Linked DNA regions of Homo sapiens: region 1 is linked to region 2. Evidence: chromatin contacts called from ENCODE Hi-C data. All regions are on one chromosome and are shown on one strand. The core of a region is the stretch at or near the end of the contact, and the rest is flanking DNA. Distances in the headings are between cores, read along the strand shown. Region 1 holds the start of SPTY2D1 (SPT2 chromatin protein domain containing 1). Region 2 has its middle 75 kb from the start of NAV2-AS5.

Region 1 (5,249 bases), core at 1,187-3,686, 800 kb after region 2:
GAACTCGATGATAGAATGTTTTACAAGGATACAGGAAAATTGCTCCTCTCATTCCTTACCTCATTCCCACCTCCAGCAGTTGTTCTTGATTTTGACTAACTAGGTATTAGTTACCTAATCCAAGCCCTTTTTTACATTATAACTCCATGTACATAGACTTGTACCAGTTCAAATGGGCTAACTGAAATATAGAGTCTGGTTTGGGTAATCTAAGGGTTCTAGTCTTGGCTCTCCGATTGACTAATGGTACAGTATAAGTCTAATTTCATCTCTTCAAGCTTCAGCTTTTCATCTATAAAACAGTAACAGGAAATGCCTTATACAACACTCATGATCAAGTCAGATAATCCATGTCAAGCACTAAGCATATAGTAATGGCTCAATGTATGCTAAGTACTACAATATTGAATCTTGGGAGCTTTCCACTTATCGATTCATTAATTTGGTCAAAAAATCTTTGTTGCAACTTTTATGTGCATTAGCAGGGAACTGTGCTGGTGATGGAAATAGTGATGGGTAAAATAGGCTTATGCCCATTTTCATAGCTCTGTCTATCACAGATATAGCCAATAGTTTAAAAAAAAAAAAGAACAAATATGTAATTACAAACTGTAAAATGTTGCATGAAGGGAAATACTGGGGGGCTGTAAGAATTTATAAAAGGGGCCCTGAGATAGCTCAGGAAGAGCTTCCTTGAGAAATGATGGTTGGCATTAATTGAAAACACCATATGCCAGTGTATTCGTTTGCTAGGGCTGCCAATAACAAAGTACCACAGACTAGGTGGCCTAAACAACAGACATTTATTGTCTTAACAATTCTGGTGGCTAGAATTCCATGATCAAGGTGTGGTTACCTTGAGGTCTCTCTCCTTGGTTTGTACATGGCTGTCTTCTCCCTGTGTTTTCACAAAACGATGTAGGAAAGAAAGGCTAATCTATAATCAGAGGAACAAACGCAGCTGCCTGTTATGTAGCTCAGGTTCCATAATAACATTCTTTTAAGGCGCAAAATAACTTAAAGTTCCAACAGCTTTGATTTTGAATTACGTTCGCAGCATTAAACCATCAAAGAGTAAGAGCCAGCAGCTTTGTCTAGCATGTTTTTTGTTTTTTTTTTTTGAGACGGAGTCTCGCTCTGTCGCCCAGGCTGGAGTGCAGTGGCGGGATCTCGGCTCACTGCAAGCTCCGCCTCCCGGGTTCACGCCATTCTCCTGCCTCAGCCTCCCAAGTAGCTGGGACTACAGGCGCCCGCCACTACGCCCGGCTAATTTTTTGTATTTTTAGTAGAGACGGGGTTTCACCGTTTTAGCCGGGATGGTCTCGATCTCCTGACCTCGTGATCCGCCCGCCTCGGCCTCCCAAAGTGCTGGGATTACAGGCGTGAGCCACCGCGCTCGGCCTGTCTAGCATGTTTTAACAGCTTGACATATTTACATACTGTATCATTCTCACCCGTCTTAAGTGTACGATTTTTAGTACATGTATAGTGCAACCATCCCCACAATCCAGTTTGGAGGCATTTCCATCCCACCGAAAAGATCCCGAGTACCTGTTTGCTATCAATCCCCTGGCGGGTTCCCACTTGCAGACCCAGGTTTGCCTAATTATTTTCAGTGTTTTTGCTAAGTCGAAATGACCTTACAGATCCAAGATAACTCTCCAAAAGAAGTCAGGACTAGGATCCCAATGAATATGAATATGAAGCATATGTTCATCAGTACACCAAAGTTATGTCAAGGCTGGGTCTGTATGTGAAATTCCTTAATCCATTGCCTGAGCAAAAACACAGGTTGGCTGCTCCACATAAAACTTACTTTCTAAACGGGGCAAAAGAAGTAAGCGCGTGCCCCCATCCCCGGCACGCGTGCATCTGAGTAGGAGGTAAGCGCACGGCATGTGGCCGAATTTGATGAGTAATGGGCATCCAAGACAGGACCACGGCGCTGCTGTGTGCGCCTGCGCAGCTTCGCGAGCGCCTAGACACAAGTAGCCCAAACCCCGGCTCGAGATCCGTCTGTTCAGCTGTTGTGGCGCCGCCGTTTTGGATCTAAGCGCCTACCCGTGACACCCAGAGAACCCAGGCCTGGCAAGTAAACCCTCTACCCCCTCACTTTCTCTACCCAGCGCTCACAAGGAGCAACAAGATGACAAGACCGCGCGCCCGGGCCACCAGGGAAGCCGCTCTCTCGCTTAGCCACACCCCCTTGGTTGCTAAAATGCCTAGTCCCTGCCCCTCGGGTCGACGCCAGCAGCCACGTATCACGTTTGTACGTGTCTCGGCCTAAAAGCGGAAGTTACGCAGGGACTCGCGAGCGCTGTGGCGGCCCTGAAAGGATATAGGCCGTGGAGGGAAGGGGGCGGGCAGACGGCATAGGAAGGCGCCGGAAGTGGTCCCGCAGAGGCGGGGTGGGAGTGGGGCTCCCGAGGCAGTGCAGTTGGCTGTAGCTGGGCGCCTCGGTTAGGTGCGCTGTCAGTCCTTTCCGAGTGCCTGGCCCAGTCTCTCCCGCCTCGGCCCAACATGGACTTCAGAGAAATTCTCATGATAGCTTCCAAGGGACAAGGTGTCAACAATGTGCCGGTAAGTAGCAGCTGGGGCATCAATGTAGGGGACCCTAGTCTTCCAAGTTCGGAATGTGTGTGGCCCATGGAACTTCTGGGCAGCCGCCTATCGGCTCCGGGAGAGGAAAGACCCGGACGCCTTATTTCCTTTTCTTGGGTTTATACTCTTGGGAACTCGGGAGAAAAGAGCTTGGGACGAGACGCGGGAGCCTTCCTGTGAATGGGTTTCGCCGGCTTATTTACCCCTGCAACAGGGACTTTGCGGTTTGGGTGTTGTAGCTAGAATTGCGTGAAAGCCGTGAGTGAGCTGTGCCTGGCACGCTGTGGATTCTAGCGCTGGTAGTTTTTGGCTTCCACATAAACTTCAGCCTAGAGATTGGGAAGGAAATATGTATGTAAGGGAGTTAGGGGGTTTGGGGTCCTTGGCTTGATAGCTTTTTGGCTGGCTTCTCATCGATCTTCAAGTCAAACGTTTAGCGATTTCTTGAAAGAATTCTCTGACTCGGCCCCACCCACTCAGCCACCGAGGTGATTAAATTATCACCTCCCAGGGGATAGGTATCATCTTTTGGGAAGAGAAGTTTAGCAGATTCCACGAAATCCTTGGCCAACAGAATAGGTGAGCTAGTTTCAGCTTCTGTTTACTTGTAGCCTTCCAGATTTCAGTCTTTGTTTAAAATCTAGGTCCCATTTGGTCAGTAGATGTTTGTCAGTTCGCTTACAGTCGCAAGAGCGGTGTAAGACTTAAATGGTAAAGTGGTGGAGAGCGCCTGGTTTCTGGGGGTTATGGCTGTTTTGCATAAGCTAATCATTTCCAGATTTTCAGATGGTACCCACAGCACAGCTGTAAACCGATAAGTTGCATGGTGATGCCTGCGGTTTGAGCAGTGAGGTATAGAACTAAAACGGCTCTCAAAGTCAATTCAGCTAGAATTTATTGAGCTCCGACGAAGTGCTCTGCATTTCCTAGATATTCGTATATTGCAATATTCGTTTTTTTCTCTTCTGCAGCTTTTTTTTGTCTTCTGAGGCTAGTTCATTCTTTTATCCCTTTGAAAATATTGATCTGAAAAAGGTCTATATTTATGTTTATAAATATATGTATATATACACACACACAGCCATCCCTTATCCCAAGAACTCTGAATAACCATTCCTCTAAGCCGTGAGTCATAAGCTTTGCATGTTGAAGGTATAGACTCAAACCTTTGAAACCCAGATCAACAGATTTACTTTCTAGAAGCATCTGTAAATTTTCCAGATGAATCAATATTGGGTCTAGTAACCATTCATCTTTGCATAATTTGGTCTGTATTTCATTCTAGATCTTATTGAATTTCAGTAAAGGTCAAAGATAGTACTAGCTTTGATGCCCAGTACTGTTCTGTGGAAGAATCAGAACTAAGTCATTTCTTATTCTGAAAGCCAGTAGCTGCTGGGAGAAAAGCAGACAGATAATCCTAAAGCAGAAAATTTCAAAATATGTGTATATGTCATAATATATGCATTATCTATGATTGGAATAACAGAAGAATCAAAAAGGGGAAAAAAGTAATTTAAAATTTAATAGATGGGCGCAATGGCTCAGGCCTGTAATCCCAGCACTTTGGGAGGCCTAGGCGGGAGAATCACCTGAAGTCAGGAGTTTGAGACCAGCCTGACAAATATGATGAAACCCCATCTCTACTAAAAATACAAAAATTAGCCGGGCATGGTGGTGTGCGCCTGTAATCCCAGCTACTTGGGAGGCTGAGACAGAATTGCTTGAACCCAGGAGGCGGAGATTGCAGTGAGCTGAGATCGTGCGATTGCACTCCAGCCTGGGCAACAAGAGAAAAACTTCATTTCAAAAAAAAAAAAATCAATAGATAATATAGCCATATATTTTATGAATCATGCATTCTCTGACCTCTCCCCGCCAAAGCTAGTAAGCCTAGAAGTTTGATTTAGTTACCAGCATTATAATTCTTATCTTTTTATGTGGAATTAAAGTCACAAAAGAAACTATTGAGGAATAGGATAAGACTGTAGTTAAATTTCTTCTTCTTCTTTTTTTTTTTTTTTAAGATAGAGTCTCACTCTGTCGTCCGGGCTGGAGGCTGGAGTGCAGTGGCATGGTCTCGGCTCACTGCAGCCTCCACCTGCTGAGTTCAAGCAATTCTCCTGTCTCAGCCTCTTGAGTAACTGGGACTACAGGCACCTGTCACCACATCAAGCTAACTTTTGTATTTTTGGTAGAGACAGGGTTTCACCATGTTGGCCAGGCTGGTCTTGAACTCCTTCCTCAAGTCATTCGCCCACCTCGGCTTCCCAAAGTGCTGAAATTACAGGTGTGAGCCACCACACCCGGCCAAATTTCATGCTTTACTTGATTTGCTTTAACTTGATTCATCTAACTGTTCTATTTACTTTTTCCTTATCAGCTTAAAGTAATTTGGACACTTTCAAACATAAGGAATGTTAACACATTTCTAATATACCCAAACCCCGTATTTAGCATATTAACATTTCCCCATATTTATTCCATCTATTTTAAAAGAAATAAAGCTTTTTTTCTTTTTTTGCCATCTATTTTAAAAGAAATAAAGTGTTTGGTGGTTTTTTTTTTTTTTTTGTTATCTATTTTAAAAGAAATAAAGCTTTTTCTTTTCTTTTCTTTTTTTTGAGATGGAGTCTCTGTTGCCCAGG
Region 2 (4,749 bases), core at 444-2,943:
CCTTTCTTGCTCTCCAACTTCTTCATTCTCCTTTTTCTAATTATCAATAATAAAACATTGGCCATTCTGACATATGAATTCTGCTTTTAAAAATGCTTCAGTTCTCCATCACCTAATCACACAGAAATGAACCCCAGTGCCACTTTCTCCCTCCAGGGACCAAGATGCCTTAATATCTTTAATATGTACCTCATCAGCCACTGAGCATCTACTGTGTGTAAAATCTGATGCCTTGGTCCAATTTCATGGATAAATTTGTAGTATCCATCTCTTGAGACACATGGAAAACCACATCTTCTGTTTCTTATAACAGACTGCTGGTGTTCACCAATATCCATGTTCTCCTCTTTTTTTTTTTTGGCTCATTTTCCACTCTCCTTTCATCCAACAGAGGCCATGTGATTTGTTTGCACCAATGGAGTGTGTGCAAAATAGTCATTACTTCCAAGCCTGGCACCTACACTTCCTGCATGATACTTCTTGCTCTCTCTTCCTTTGCCTATTGGCCAGATGCTGAAGTGTTAAGCCATTGCGATTTTGAGGCTCATCTCTTACAGCAGCCAGCATTATTTACTCTAATACATTTCTATTTTTTGAGACTTTTCTCTAATACAGATTTTATTTGTGCATATAATACTTTAAACATTCAATTGGATGTGAGATCTTTTGAAAAGCAATGATCTGCCTTTGAATTGGGGGAAATACAATTTGCCAACAGTGGTCACAACTGCAAGAAGTTAATATAAAGGCCCCAGTTAGCTTCAGGGGCCTAATCAGAGACTCCCCATGGAGCTAACATTCTTCAACAAGCAAGCCTGTTGCTGGCTCACAAAATGCTTGGTCCATACCACCGCCTTTCAGTTGAGCAGATGGGGGTTTTGATGTAAATTGTGCTGGCATTTGCTGCTCTGAAAATAGATTTGTTTTTGCCTCCTTCCAAATTCAGTCCTAAAAAGCAATAGTCAACAAGTTTCATTTCCTCCTTTTAGGCAGGTCAGCAGGACCAGATATCTGTTTGCTATTAAAAGGCACAAAATAAAGCCAAGGATCTCATGCTTGCGGGGCACCTTGGGCTTTACCTTGTTGGTGCCCCATCAAATGCAGAAATTTCCTCTAGAGAATTCCAGGTAGAGCATCCTGTTCTGCTTGCCCTCTTTGATGGGGAGCTCACCACTTAATGAAGTAACACATTCTAGTGTTAAAGAGTACTTCCAGTTAGAAAGCTGAAACTGACCTCCACAAACATTCCATTTTTCAGTCCTGTATCTGCCCTTTAGAGGCATCCTCTCAAAATATAGTGCCATCTCTACATATTGACCCTTCAGGCATTTGAAGACAGAATTGAAGTCTGAACTCTTATCTTTTCCTTGTCTCTGCCCCAAAGTCCTCTATACAGCATAACTCCCAGGACTCTTCCTCAGAACATACTCCAGCTTGTCAATGTCCAGTGAAAACTGAAGTGACAGGAGCTGGCCACAGTTTGAGCAATATGGAAAGGAATGGGGTTAACATCAGTGCCTTCAGGACACTGTGGTTCTGGGTGAGCTGGACTCTTGTGTTTGGGTTTGAGGCATTTTGAAAAGTAAGAATTGCCTCAGAGGACAGCAGCAGCTCTCCTCAGCTGCGGTAAGAGTTATTGGGGAGATTCAAATGAGGGTAAAGAACACAAGAACCTGGGCCTCACAGAAACCCTGGAATGGATTAGTACTGGAACATGCTTTGAAACCTGCAGGGAAATCTAGAATTCAGTGCAGTCTCCACTACAGGGACACCCTAGCTGTACCTTGGGGGCCCCAGCTCCTTCCTGGTTGACTTCTGCTGCTCTCCATACCACCCACTCCCCCACTGCCTCGCTCTCCATGCTCCATGTCTTCTCAGTGGCTGCTTCATCCTGGCTTTCACCTCCTCACTGTCCATGACGCCTTTTGGCTTCTGCCTGCCTTCTTGTGAGTGTGCCATTTGTGGTTTTTTTCCCAACATACTCTCTATGACTTAAATTCAACACTTCCACAGGGAGAGAATATGATCTTTTCCCTTAATCACCACCAACTCAGTCATGAAATGTTTTAGCTGCAGTTTGTCCTAGCAGCTGCTGATCAGCCTATGGGTTAGTTCAAATGCTCTCCCCTAATCAATAAACATCAATTAACAATGATGACAGGGGTGGGCCACAGGAGAGGAAAGTGGCAATTTCTACAGAAGGATTCTGGGTTTTCATCACATTCACAGAATGTGAATTCAAGCTTATCAATGCTTTTTTTTTTTTTTTTTGGTCGGAGTTTTGCTCTTGTTGCCCAGGCTGGAGTGCAGTGGTGCAATCTCAGCTCACTGCAACATCCACTTCCCGGGTTCAAGTGATTCTCTTGCCTCAGCTTCCCAAGTAGCTGGGATTACAGGCCTGTGCCACCACACACAGCTAATTTTTGTATTTTTAATACAGACAGGGTTTCATCCTGTTGGCCAGGCTGGTCTCGAACTCCTGACCTCAGGTGATCGGCCAGCCTTGGCCTCCCAAAGTGCTGGGATTACAGGCATGAGCCACCGCACCCAGTCTTATCAATACTTTCGACAACCAGATCACACTATGATGTATGTTGGAAAATGTGATGTGTGTTATGGCAAAATCCAAAAGCTGTGTTTTTCCTAGCTGCTGCTAAGCCAGCACTCTCTACCTTGCACCTATATGTGCAAATCTTGGCTTACTATATTTCATCTTGATAGACTCTACAGAAGGTCCCAGTCCTGCAAATTTGCTCTTAATCTAAATTCTATCTTCCGACACCAGGCATTTGTTTGTTTGTTTGTTACTCTCTGCTCTGTAAATTCCAAAGGTTCCTTACAGCCCTATCAGAACCACAAGGAGAGGAAGGAGACCAAGAAGGATGGGGTCAGCACCCAGCCCCAACCTCACTTTGGCCAGAAAAACTGTTCTAGTGCAACAGAATTCCAGGTAAGAGTTTCTTGGAACAATATTTTCTGAAACAGAAATAAAATTTGAAAACCATGGAGGCAGGGTCTTTTTGTGGCTTCTGTGCTCAGTGGTTGGTCTCATTTCTCAGCATAGCATGCTTGCCCACCCCCAGGACCTCCTCCTGCGGCACACTAAGATGGGTACACTGCAGTGCCCTGTCACACTTCCAGCTTCAGCAGTCGTTAAACGCAGCAAAGAACTAGAAGAATGACTGCTTACCTTCGCTTACCTTCTTGCTCCAGGAAGCAACAGCCTGCTGTGCCGATTCCCACTTCGGGCTTTAACCAGCAGCAACTCAGCACAGCTTGAAGGGATGCACTCTTTATCCCTGGTACCATCAGACCAGGGCTGAGGGACAGCAGTGGAAACTAGCTGTGGGCAGCTTCCAGGCAGGGATGAGATGCCCCTCCACCTGCCTGTCTATTTTGCCTTTAACAAAGCTAAAATAAGGCAGATTTACATTATAAAGGTTTAGCAGGCCATGAAGGGAGTTTTTTTCTATTGTGTCTGAATCTTGGCTAAAGCCTCAGGCTAAAGATAATTGGTGGCAAGTAGCCCATGTTCTAGAGGGCTGCTTGACACACTTGCAGCACTTACTGGAAGATGGCAAAGCTAGCCTGGAAACACCCTCCCTGGGTAAGAGGCTGTGTCAGAGGAGGCTGGAGCTTCTCTGAGGAGCGGACCTTTCCACGGACATCTGTAGATGAATTGGAGGGGACAAAGAAAAGTGATGCTCTCTACCCTCAACTGTCAACTGATCCACACGGCAGGGGAGACTGGCATCATATCTTCTTAACTGGATGTGTGCAGAGCTCCAGAAACTTGCAAAAACAACTCCCTGGTGTTAGTGAAGCAGGCCAAAGTGAGAAAGTTCTTGAGAACTTGCTCTGTCTCCAGGTGTTTGAAAGTGTGTGTAAAATAAACATTGCTGCCCATGAGCTGAAGCTGCCGTGATAGCCAGGTGAGGGGATGGCGTCAGCAGCTAGGCTTGCTGCTCACTCCCCTCCTCGCAGGGCAAGGGTGCACTGTACTTATGGGACAGGGAATGCCAGTGAGGGTCGCTGGGTTTGAACTGTCTCAAGAGGACCCAGCCTGAGGAGGCTATGCGAGAGGGGACTGAAGAAGGGGAGAAGACACCAAACGGGTCAGCTTTAGGGGCAGAGACCACATGCCGAGGCTCTCAGAAAGCCTGCCACATACTCCATGGAAGAGCTGACTCTAGGAAACTGCCCCAGCAAAGGTGATTGGATGGCCAAGCGAAAAGTGCAAAGAGCATCAGCTGCATGAAGAGGCCTCTGCCCCATTCCTTCCTTCCCTTGCTCTGCCCTAGGGAGCCAGAACTGAGAGGGGTGGGGGTAAGGGGACAGGTGGGTAAGAAGTGGAACTGAAGAGTGAAAGGACAGCCAGGGTCTCCTCATGCCCACCATTGCTCCCTGAACTCTAGACCAGGTTTGAGCTGATGAGAGGGATAAAGTTTGTAAACTGAATGTGAAATTGAAGTTTCCATTTATATTGGGCTAGACTTTCTAATTACTCAAGATGAGGCTGCTGCCACTTTTTTTCTAATAGCTAAAAGGGACTGGAAATGATGTTTCTCCAAGTGACAGGGAAGTGAGTTTGGAGGCCCTGGTGGGAAAAGACAATGTGTTTTCCTGATGAAATCCTGCTGACTTCAGGCCACTCAGCAAACTGGTTGCACGGTCTCAGGACTTAATCTTCCCAAACCTTAGATTCTTCATCATCTGTCAAATGGAGAGCAAAATGCCCACCTCCTAGAA

What was found. Hi-C counts contacts between places; a loop is a spot of excess contacts on that map. Pooled maps may share reads with other maps.
Region 1: a loop to region 2 is called in a pooled map, with 6 times the contacts of the local background. The contact joins the promoter of SPTY2D1 here to the enhancer-like site in region 2. A Hi-C loop is called at or near these places in 3 of 37 single-sample maps with no recorded cell type and 6 of 50 pooled maps.

Annotation. Positions count from the first base shown.
Region 1 is chr11:18,631,529-18,636,777 of GRCh38, reverse strand. It overlaps SPTY2D1 (SPT2 chromatin protein domain containing 1), which reads left to right and starts at 2,436. Exons shown (of 6, transcript NM_194285.3): 1 at 2,436-2,580. The coding sequence starts at 2,521. LOC105376578 (a long non-coding RNA gene) reads right to left here and starts at 2,429. Exons shown (of 2, transcript XR_931097.3): 1 at 1,817-2,429; 2 at 785-898. RefSeq lists an enhancer at 1,946-2,215 and a silencer at 3,272-3,451.
Region 2 is chr11:19,429,720-19,434,468 of GRCh38, reverse strand. It overlaps a transcript of NAV2 not described here. Among named protein-coding and RNA genes, the nearest start is that of NAV2-AS5, 75 kb to the left of the region's middle. RefSeq lists a silencer at 1,881-2,081. Within about 2 kb of position 1,693, at least 5 of the 41 ENCODE cell types and tissues checked have a DNase peak (open chromatin) inside an H3K27ac peak, as active enhancers do.